Regions from separate parts of the Mus musculus genome. Here region 2 is linked to region 1. The links are chromatin loops, found by intact Hi-C in ENCODE. Cell type or tissue: heart. All regions are shown on one strand.

Region 1 (5,000 bases):
TATCTATGTGTTTGTGTATACATATATGTCTACATGTGTCTGTGTGTCTGTGTGTGTTTATCTGTGTGCCAAAGACTTAACATGCAACCCTGACTGACCTGGAGCTCACTATGAGGACCAGGCCGGCCACTGTGAAGATCAGCCTGCCATTGTGCTGAGATTCAAGGCGTGCACCACCACCCCTGGCCATAAACATTTATTTTAAAACCTGAGAAAGACGTTATGATCCAATAAATAAATACAAATATGTGAACATAATTTGTAAGAACTGCAAGGGGCGACCACATGACAAACTCTTCAACCTTATCAGCAATCAGTGATATCAATTACAAGAATGGAGAACTGGAGCCGAGCATGGTGGCGCATGCCTTTAATCCCAGCACTCGGGATGCAGAGGCAGGTGGATTTCTGAGCTTGAGGCCAGCCTGGTCTACAAAGTGAGTTCCAGGACAGCCAGGGCTATACAGAGAAACCCTGTCTTGAAAACCAAAAAAAAAAAAAAAAAAAGAATGGAGAACTGCCATTGTCTGCTATTGTTCCTCAAATATATCTTATCCAATACTGGGCAAGGCATCATAAAACAGGCCCTTTAATGGATTACTAGAGGCAGAATATAATATGAGTTGTTTTGAAAACAACTGCCAATGTTAATAAAGAGAAGATTCCAAAGTCTACAGTACTTTTAATGATAAGGTTCTGTTCTAGGACAAAGTCAATTCCTCATTGTGATATTATTGTATCCACCCAAATTGGAAGCAATGGAAGTTTCCATCAATAAAGAAATTCACTGTAATCTGTGCGTTTCTGCTGTGATGTATTGCAGCAATGAGAATGTTAATTAACAAAACTGGAGCAACATGGAAAACATTCAATTATTTTTATTATCCTTAGTGGTGGTGGAGGGCAGTCCATACCCTGGAATTCCTTTGGAGGTCAACTTCATCTCCTCCTACTCCGATCCTTAGGAATTGACCTTAGGGTCTCTCTCACGTTTGGTGCACACACTTTTACAGGTTGAGCCATCTTGGCAGCCCACATATGTTAAACTTACAAAGTAGGGCTGGACATACAGTTCATTGGTGGAGTACTTGCTTAGTATATGAGAGGCCTTGGATATGATTCCAGATACACACATACTCACAGGAGCCAGCTCTCTCTCTCTCTCTCTCTCTCACACACACACACACACACACACACACACACACACACCACAAATGCATTGGTGTTTTGCATACATGGATGACTGTGTGAAAGTGGTGATAGTGGTGTCAGTTCTTGGAGTTACAGACAGTTATGAGCTGCCATGTGGGTGGATGGATTTGATTTAATCCAGGTCATCTGGAAGTGCGGTTGGTGCTTTTAACTGCTGAGCCATCTCTCCAGTCTCCACTGTCACCTTTTTATTTATTTACATTTTGTTATATACATACATAATACACACATACACATATATACATACATATAACTATCACCTTTAATGTATTTGCATTTTATTATATACACATATACAAACATATATACATACATACACACATACACATACATACATACATATAACAATAAAATTTACCATCCTGCCAAACGCACTCCCTCAGAAGGGTTTAGACAATTTGACTCTCCCAAAAATACACTTTAAAAGCTCACACATGCCGGAAGGTGGTGGTGCACGCTTTTAATCACAGCCCTTAGGAGGCTGAGGCAAGTGGATCTCTGTGAAGTGGATGCCAGCTTGGTCTACAGGGCGAGTTCCAGGTCAACCAGGGCTACACAGAGAAACCCTGTCTCAAACAAACAAACAAACAAACAAACAAACAAACAAACAACACCCTGATCCCTAAGGAATATAGAAGTGGCTCCACTTGGAAGTAACAAATCTTGAGTGGACCGTCTAAATCAGAAGAGTGTGGGCAGCTTCGGCCCACCTGTCGGCACTGCTGCACTTCCCCGCTCGGCCTTTGGATGGCGCTCCGAGCCGGGTAAACAGGGATCTGGAGCAGGGGTCCTTGCGTCAGCTCCCGTCGTGACGTCACTTCTGGTCCTGGGCGGAAGTCTTCAGCTAGCCGACCGGGAAGTAGCTGAAGACCGGGCGATGGGAACTCTGGAGGTCTCGCTCCGGGGCGGACCCGAGGCCACCGTGCCCCCGCGGTAGAACGAGCCTGGGTGGCGGGCTCCGGGCTCCTGAGGTGAGGAGCGTCGGGGCCTGAAGTGAGACCTTAGGAAGAAGCCTAGAGTCCCTGGCGGCCACTCTGGTGCCCCGTTTCCCCGCTCGGGAGACTAGACTGCCTTAGCTGGGCTCTGCCCCGGAAGCGGGTCCTCTTGGTGTCATCCCACTCCCAGAGGGAACGGCGCGGACCGGGATTTTCCTCTTCACCTCCACCACCAAGGCAGCGGGTAGCCTCGGGCCCGAGGTTCAAAGGAGCCGATTCTTCTTAACGTCGTCTTTTCTCCGCTGTCGCAGGCATGGAGGGGTCTAAGGCGTCCAGCAGCACCATGCAGGTGAGCTTCGTGTGCCAGCGCTGTAGCCAGCCTCTGAAACTGGACACGAGCTTCAAGATCCTGGACCGGGTCACCATCCAGGAACTCACAGGTCAGCAGGATCCGAGGAAAGGGGTGGTCAAGAAGGAGGGAAGTGGGCAACTTTAGGGACATTGAGGTGGCGGTCTCTGGCTTTCGGTTTTCTCGTCAGGAATAGACCTCTGACAGTGTCTCCAGAGTGAAGGAGTATTCACATATAACAGAATTTCTTGAAGATTTACCAGTGTATCAATCAGGTGTCCTGTAACAGTCCCCGTGGAAACCAGGCTTGGTGGCTCACATCTATAACTGCAGCAACTCAGGAGGCTGACGCCGGAGCTGCCTCAAGTTCCAGGCCAGCCTGCGCTATTGAATGAGACCCTGTTTCCAAAAATAAAAAGGACAGGAGAAGTGCCATGGTGCATCCTCTTACAGGTGACGAGTTGAGGTTAGAGCCATCAGTGAGCATACTTACCTGAGGTCCAGTGAAGTGTAGGAGAGCCTTGAAGCCTGAAGAAGAGAGTGAGAGAGGTGATTAGCGAGTTTAAACACGTTCATGGGCCTGGCATTAGCATGGAAACCTTGGCTTTGTTGTATATAGCTCCCTAGACCTTGATTCATTTTTATTCATAATTAGTATTAGTTATGTGTATAGGTGGTTTGCTTACATGTACATCTGTCCATGACGAGAATGCCTGATGCCGGGAGAGGCCAGAAGAGGGCGTCAGATCCCTGAACTGGAGTTAACAGGTGGTTGTGAGCCACCGTGTGAGGGCTAGGACTCGAACCTAGGTCCTTTACAGGAGCAACAGGTGCTCTAAGCTATTGAGTGATCTGCCCAGCTCTTTATTTTTCTTCTCCTTAAAAAAAAATTATTTTCATTGTTCTTGCTGTTGGTATAGACAGAGTTTCACTCTAGCCCTTGCCTGGCTAGATTGTCCTGCCTCTGCCTTCAGAGTCCTGGGGCTTAAAGGTGTGCGCCACCACACCTGGCTTATTTTTCATTTTTAAAGGTTAATGTTGTGTGTTGAAAGCTTTCATCTCCCAAGTGTTGGAATAAAGGAGGTCTGTGTGCTACCATGCCCGGCTTTACATGTTTCTAAACTAGTGTTCATACATTTTAAAACCTGATATATTTAGGGGGTGCCACTTGATGTTTGAATACACATGTAATGATGTTCAAATCAGGGTTGGCACATTTGTCTCTTCTAACGTTTTGTTTGTTTGTTTGTTTCCTTGTGGTTGAAACATTTCTAATCGTCCCTGCTGGCTTTTGGGGACTGTGCAGTCCACCATTGGTACCCATAGTCAGCACCGTCCAGTAGAGCAGAACTTTTCTCCTGTCTAACCAGTCTGTTGTGTATAACCATCATATTGTTCTCAGTTTAAATGAGATGCACCACACCTGAGTGAGACCAGGCAGTGCTTGCTTTACTGGGCCTGGATAATCTCATTTAATGTATGTCCTTCAGTCTTAATGACAGGAGTTCATGCTTTTAAAAAAAACGGCTGAATAGATTGTCATTGAATGAATATTAGCTGTGTCTTTGTTGGTGATGTTTTGTTTTTGAGGTAGAGTCTTATATAACAGAGGCTTGCTTTAAACACATGCTTGAATTTCCTCAGACTCAGCCCGGCAGTGGTAGCACACGCCTTTAATTCCAGAACTTGGGAGGCAGAGGCAGGAAGATTTCTGAATTTGAGGCCAGTGAGACTATAGAGTAAGTTCCAGGACAGCCAGGGCCACATAGAAAAACCCTGTCTTGAAACAACAACAACAAAACAAAACAAAAAAGATTTTCCTCAGATTCTGAAGCACTGGGATTATAGCCATGTACCACTGTACCTGGCTCTCTGTCCTCTTCCCATACCAGGGATTCTGTCACTCAGCCACATCCCTAGCCCTACATCCTTGATACATGAGTACAATCAGATTACATACAGCTTCCCAGAAAATTATTTTATTCCTTCCCAGTTATTCTAGGGAAAAGGGATGCTAACTTTTGTGATGGAAAAACTTAAGATATAGGCCTGCAGAGAGGGTTCACTGGTTAGGAACATTTAGTGCTCTTCCAGAGGAACCTGAGTTTAACTCCCAGTGGACAGGCACACTGCCCGTAACTCCAGGTCCAGGTAACCCAACGCCTTCTTCCTGTCCACATGTGGACAACCCACACCCCAAAATTATGTGACATATACACATAATTTTTTTAAAAAAGTTCTAAAAACTTTTAAAAGGTTTTAAGTATATAATGAATCCCTGTGTGCCCGCCACCTAGTTTCAACAATTGCCAACACACCTGGTCTGAAGACCCATTCCTTGCTCTCGTCTCTGAAATACCTTTAAAGTAAATGCCTAGCGCATGAAAACTATTTCTATATGACTCTTAAAGTCATGGTGCTTTTAGGATTTTAACATTCTACTAACAGGAAAAGGGGGAAAAAAACATTTTTGTTTGTATAAAGAATTTAAAAAGGGGGATGGG
Region 2 (5,000 bases), 310 kb after region 1:
CCCACTGACCCATCTGACATGGCAACTCTTCAGTTAAGGTTCCCTCTTCCCAGATTTGTGTCAAATGGATGAAAACTACCTAGCATACACTATCTGAGGATTCTGGCATGCTGAAGAGCAAACCAAAGAGCAGGCACATGCTAGGCAAGCCCTCTGCCAAGCAGAGAACACCCCCAGCCCCAGTTTCCTTTTTCATTAATTTTTTAAAACACCTACATGGAGTAGTTAAACCCTGAAAAAAAAAAACAAAGTCCCCACAATTTTATAAACTTAAAGGGAAGCTGGGCAGTGGTGACACACACCTTTAATCCCAGCACTTAGGAGACAGAGGCAGGTGGATTTCTGAGTTCAAGGCCAGACTGGTCTACAAAGTGAGTTCCAGGACAGCCAGGGCTACACAGAGAAACCCTGTCTCAAACAAAACAAAACAAAACAAAACAAAACAAAACAAAAACAAACAAAAAAACCCCAAACACACACACACACATATATATATATATACATATACACACACACACACACACACACACACATATATATATATATATATACACACACACACACACACACATATAAACATATATATTTCATAATTTCCACAGGAGTATGACAAAACCCAGATTTTTCTCTATACAGTGTCATCTGCAATACCTACACTATGAGTCAAAGTTGCTGATCAGATGACGAAATGGAAATCTGAGCCCAATTCAAGAGAAAAAGCAATCGGTTGAGCCTAAGCCCCGGATGAAGCAGATGCTGGAGTTAGTAGGAAGGTGTAAGACAATTATAACTGTGCTCAAGGATGGAGAAGAAAAGGTGCTCGTAAGATGCAAAACAGGGAGTCTTGATACAGGAAAAATGCCATAATGAAATGCAATACTTTACACTCTAACTTAAAAATCTGACCAGACATGGTGGGACCAATCTTTGTTTGTTCTCTGTTTTTGTTTGTTTTTTGTTTTGTTTGTGTAACAGCCCTGGATGGCCTGGAACTTACTCTGTAGACCAGACTGGTTTCAAACTCACAGAGATCTGACTGCGTCTGCCTCCCAGGTGCTGGGATTAAATGGCATGTACTACCACTACCCGGTTTAGTAGCAACCAATCTTTAATTCCAGCCTATGAATCTAGCACTTAAGAGGCACAGCTAAAAGGATCACCGCAAATTGGAGGCTAGCCTGAGCTACATAGTGAGTTCCAGTGCAGCTTGAACAACAGAACGAGACTATGTCTCCCTGATTCAAACAAACAAACAAACAAACAAACAAACCAACCAACCAACCAATAACACTTCCATTTCCTCCAAACCAGGCAGGTAAGAGGGCTTGGTGGCAAGCCTGAGGACCAGAGTTCAATCCCTGGGACCCACACAGTGGAGGTCGAGACCAAACTCTGAGCGGGTTATCCTCTGAACTTTTTTGGCAACTCATGCATGAAGGGTTCCACTTCTCCATAGAAAATAGAGGAACAAAGGTAACAGAGAATTCTCCATCCAGGAATAAAAACTATAAAAAATAGCCTTGTGAATAAAATTAGAAGCTAGATAATGGAAAACTCCCTCTAAAGGGGGCGGGGGCTGGGAAGATGGTTTAATAAGATTTGGTAAGATTGCTTGCTATGCAAGCACGAGGATTAAGGTTCAAGGACCCAGCATCCACGTAAAAGCCAGACTCAAGCCTGGTTGAAATAGGAACCTCAGGTTGAGGCTAGCTACATCGTGAGAGATTGTATCAAAGAATATGTCTAACGCATTGTGATGATTAATCTTCATATCAATTTGGGATCGCCACGGAAACATACTTTTTTTTGTTTTTTGTTTTTTGTTTTTCAAGACAGGGTTTCTCTGTACAGCTCTGGCTGTCCTGGAACTCACTTTGTAGACCAGGCTGGCCTCGAACTCAGAAATCCGCCTGCCTTTGCCTCCCGAGTGCTGGGGGAAACATACTTCTGAGAGTGTCTACCAGGGAGTTTCCAGAAAGGCTTAAATGAAGTAGGGGGACTCATCCTGAGAGAGAGCCCTGCCGTTCCAGGCTGAGGTTCAAGACAATAGAAAGGAGAAAGAGAGCTGAGGAATTGTGTTCATCTCGCTCTGCTCCTGACTGCAGATGCAGTAGTTTCAGCCACGTCACGTCACGTCATCCTGACATCATCCCATCATGTCATCTCACCACCTCATCCCGCCCGGCAACCCTCCCACCAGAGGACTACACCTTCAATGCCTTAGACCAAATAAACCCCACCTTCCTTAAGTAGCTCTCTTTCAGGCATTTTGTCCCAGCAGTGACACAAGCAACTGATGATGTATAATTGGAGTCCCAGAAGACAGAGCAAGAAGTCTCCATTCCTGCAATCCCAACAGGATTTCAAGTTTGGGGCCAGCCTGGGCTACACAGTAAATTCAGGCCAATCTCGGCTTCATAGAGAGACTTTGTCTCATTTCCGAGTTTTCACTGGGAGTCAGAGGGGAGAGGGAGCGAAAGGAAGAGGAGAGGAAGATGAAGAAAGGGAAAGGGGAAGTGAGAGGGAGAGTCCGGGGAAGTGGGAAGGAAAAAAAGATTCCAAGAAGTTCTTACGTAACCACAGGCAGAACAAATACAAAGAAAGCCTGTATAGGCACATCAGAACTAGCCAGAAACTAACACTCATTCATTCTCTCTCTCTCTCTCTCTCTCTCCTCTCTCTCTCTCTCTCTCTCTCTCTCTCTCTCTCTCTCTCTCTCTCTCTCTCCCTCTCTCTCTCTCTCTCTCTGTATGTAGGGACTGGAGATTCCCCTGGCTTTGAAGACTTCCAAAAGGAGAAGAGAGGGGAGGAGGGGAGAGGAGAGGGGAGGGAAGGGAAAATAAATGAAATCGAAGAGTTTGCGCTGCTAGAGCTGAACCTTGTGAGTTGTGAAAGAAGTTCTTCCGCTGAAGGGAAGAAAGAGATAAACAGCACACGGTACAAACTCCCACCTCCAGGAATGAAAGAACCACGCGATAAACACGTGGGTACTCAAAACGGATTCTCTCTCTCTTCCTCTCTTCCTTTTTAAAATTATTTAATTTTATTTTATGCTAATTGGTGTGACGGCATCCCATTCCCTGGAACTGGAGTTACAGTTGTGAGCTGCTGTGTGGTTGTTGGGAATTGATTCTGGGTTCTCTGGAAGAGAAGCCACTGCTCTTAGCCCCTGAGTCATCTGTCTTGCCAGACTTTTTTCTTTCTTAATTAAAAAAAAAAATAGTGTGGGGATTAGACCATTGTATGGCTTGTACGGTACATGTGATACTGCAAAAAGAATGGACTATAGCAGCCAGGAGTAGTGGCACATGCCTTTAATCCCAGCACTTGGGAGGCAGAGGCAGGGGGATCTTCATGAGTTCAGAGTCAGATGATATAATGAGTTCCAGAACAGCCAGGGCTACATAAAGAGATCCTGCCTCAAAAATAAAATAAAATAAAATAAAATAAAATAAAATAAAATAAAATAAAATAAAATAAAGCAGCCCCAGTCCCCCACCAAAAGAATGGAACAGAGCTATAAAAATGCCAAGAGTCTCATATTCCATGGGAATTGTCACATAGTTAATGTTAAGTAGAAGGTAAAATGTGGAAGTTTATTTTCTGTAATCTCTGTAACAATCATTAAAAAAAGACATGAAGACAGGAAGCTAAACAGGAGTACCAGTGTTCAATCCGGAACCAAGGGGGAAAGCTGGGTGTGGCAGTGTGGACCTGTGGACAGGTGGGGTGGGGCTCGCTGGCTCTCCAGCCCAGCCTCATCAGTGAGCTCCAGGCCAGCCAGAGACCCTGCCTCAAAGGAGGGGACAGCATTCCTGAAGATGACAACTGAGGTGTTCCTCTGATTCATAAATGCACACACACCTGCTCACACCCATTTATCAAATATTTATATATATGAGAGAGCTAGAAAGATGCTTCAGTGGTTAGGAGCACTGGCTGCTCTTCCAGAAAACCAAGCTTAAATTCCTAGTACCTATGTGACAGCACAAAACAGTCTATACCTTCAGTTCCAGAGACTGTAACACTTCTGGACTCTGAGGACACAAGACACAGGCACAGTACACAGATATGCATGCAGGCAGAACATTCTACACATAAAGAAAAAAATAAAGAATTTGGACTTAGGCCTGGTGGCACATACCTTGAATCTCTTGCATGGTAGAGGCAGAGAGATCTCTCTGAGTTTGAGGCCAACCTGGTCTGTATAGTGAGTTTCAAGCCAGCTAAGGATACACGGTGAGACCGTGGCTCAAAAATAAATTGAATGAAATAAATAGGCCTCTGTGGTTGGCAAGATGGCTCAAGTAGTTGAGGGTACTTGCCTCCAAGCCTGATAGCCTGAAACCTGGGACCCACAAGGTGGAAGAAGAGAACTGATTATTACAAGTTGCCTTCTGACCTCCATATCCATGCGTATGTACACTAAATATAAACCACATAAATAAGACTAGAATTTTTTTTTTTTTTTTTTGGTTTTTTGAAACAGGGTTTTTCTGTGTAGCCCTGGCTGTCCTGGAACTCACTCTGTAGACCAGGCTGGCCTCAAACTCAGAAATTCGCCTGCCTCTGCCTCCCAAGAGCTGGGATTAAAGGCGTGAGCCACCACGCCCGGCTTAAGACGAGAATTCTAAAAAGTATACAATTAATTCCATACAAGATGGCAAAGAGGAACAACAGAACAATAACAACAAAGGAGACAAGCAGAAAACACAGGAAAATATGAAATAATAACACTAAATTCAATTATATCAACTTCATTAATAAATATAAGTGAGTCGGGTGGTGGTGGTGCATGCGTTTAATCCCAGCGTTTAGGAGGCAGAGACAGGAAGAGCTCTTCGAGTTCAAGACCAGCCTGGTTTAAAGTGAGTTTCAGGACAGCCAAGGCTACACAGGAAACCAAACCAAAGTAAAACAACAACATAAAGAATAAGATGAAAGAAAGACAAAAGATAATTGAGTTAAAAGACAGAAATGATCAGGAAGGATAAAAAAAT

The links. Hi-C counts contacts between places; a loop is a spot of excess contacts. Peaks named below come from ENCODE experiments on the same cell type or tissue, not always from the same donor. Only the 100,000 strongest peaks of a DNase experiment are listed, where the experiment ranks them.
Region 2: a loop joins it to region 1, with 2.7 times the contacts of the local background. A loop is called at or near these places in 1 of 42 quality-filtered maps.

What each region holds. Positions count from the first base shown.
Region 1 is chr11:101,299,315-101,304,314 of GRCm38, reverse strand. It overlaps Becn1 (beclin 1, autophagy related), which reads left to right and starts at 2,029. Exons shown (of 12, transcript NM_019584.4): 1 at 2,029-2,183; 2 at 2,459-2,587. The coding sequence starts at 2,461. In heart, CTCF peaks have their summits at 1,952 and 3,231 (motif pointing right); a DNase peak (open chromatin) is centred at 2,014; H3K4me3 peaks cover 1,744 bases; H3K27ac peaks cover 1,466 bases.
Region 2 is chr11:100,992,395-100,997,394 of GRCm38, reverse strand. No RefSeq gene overlaps it. Among named protein-coding and RNA genes, the nearest start is that of Atp6v0a1, 15 kb to the left of the region's middle. In heart, no CTCF peak of the experiment used is centred here; no DNase peak of the experiment used is centred here.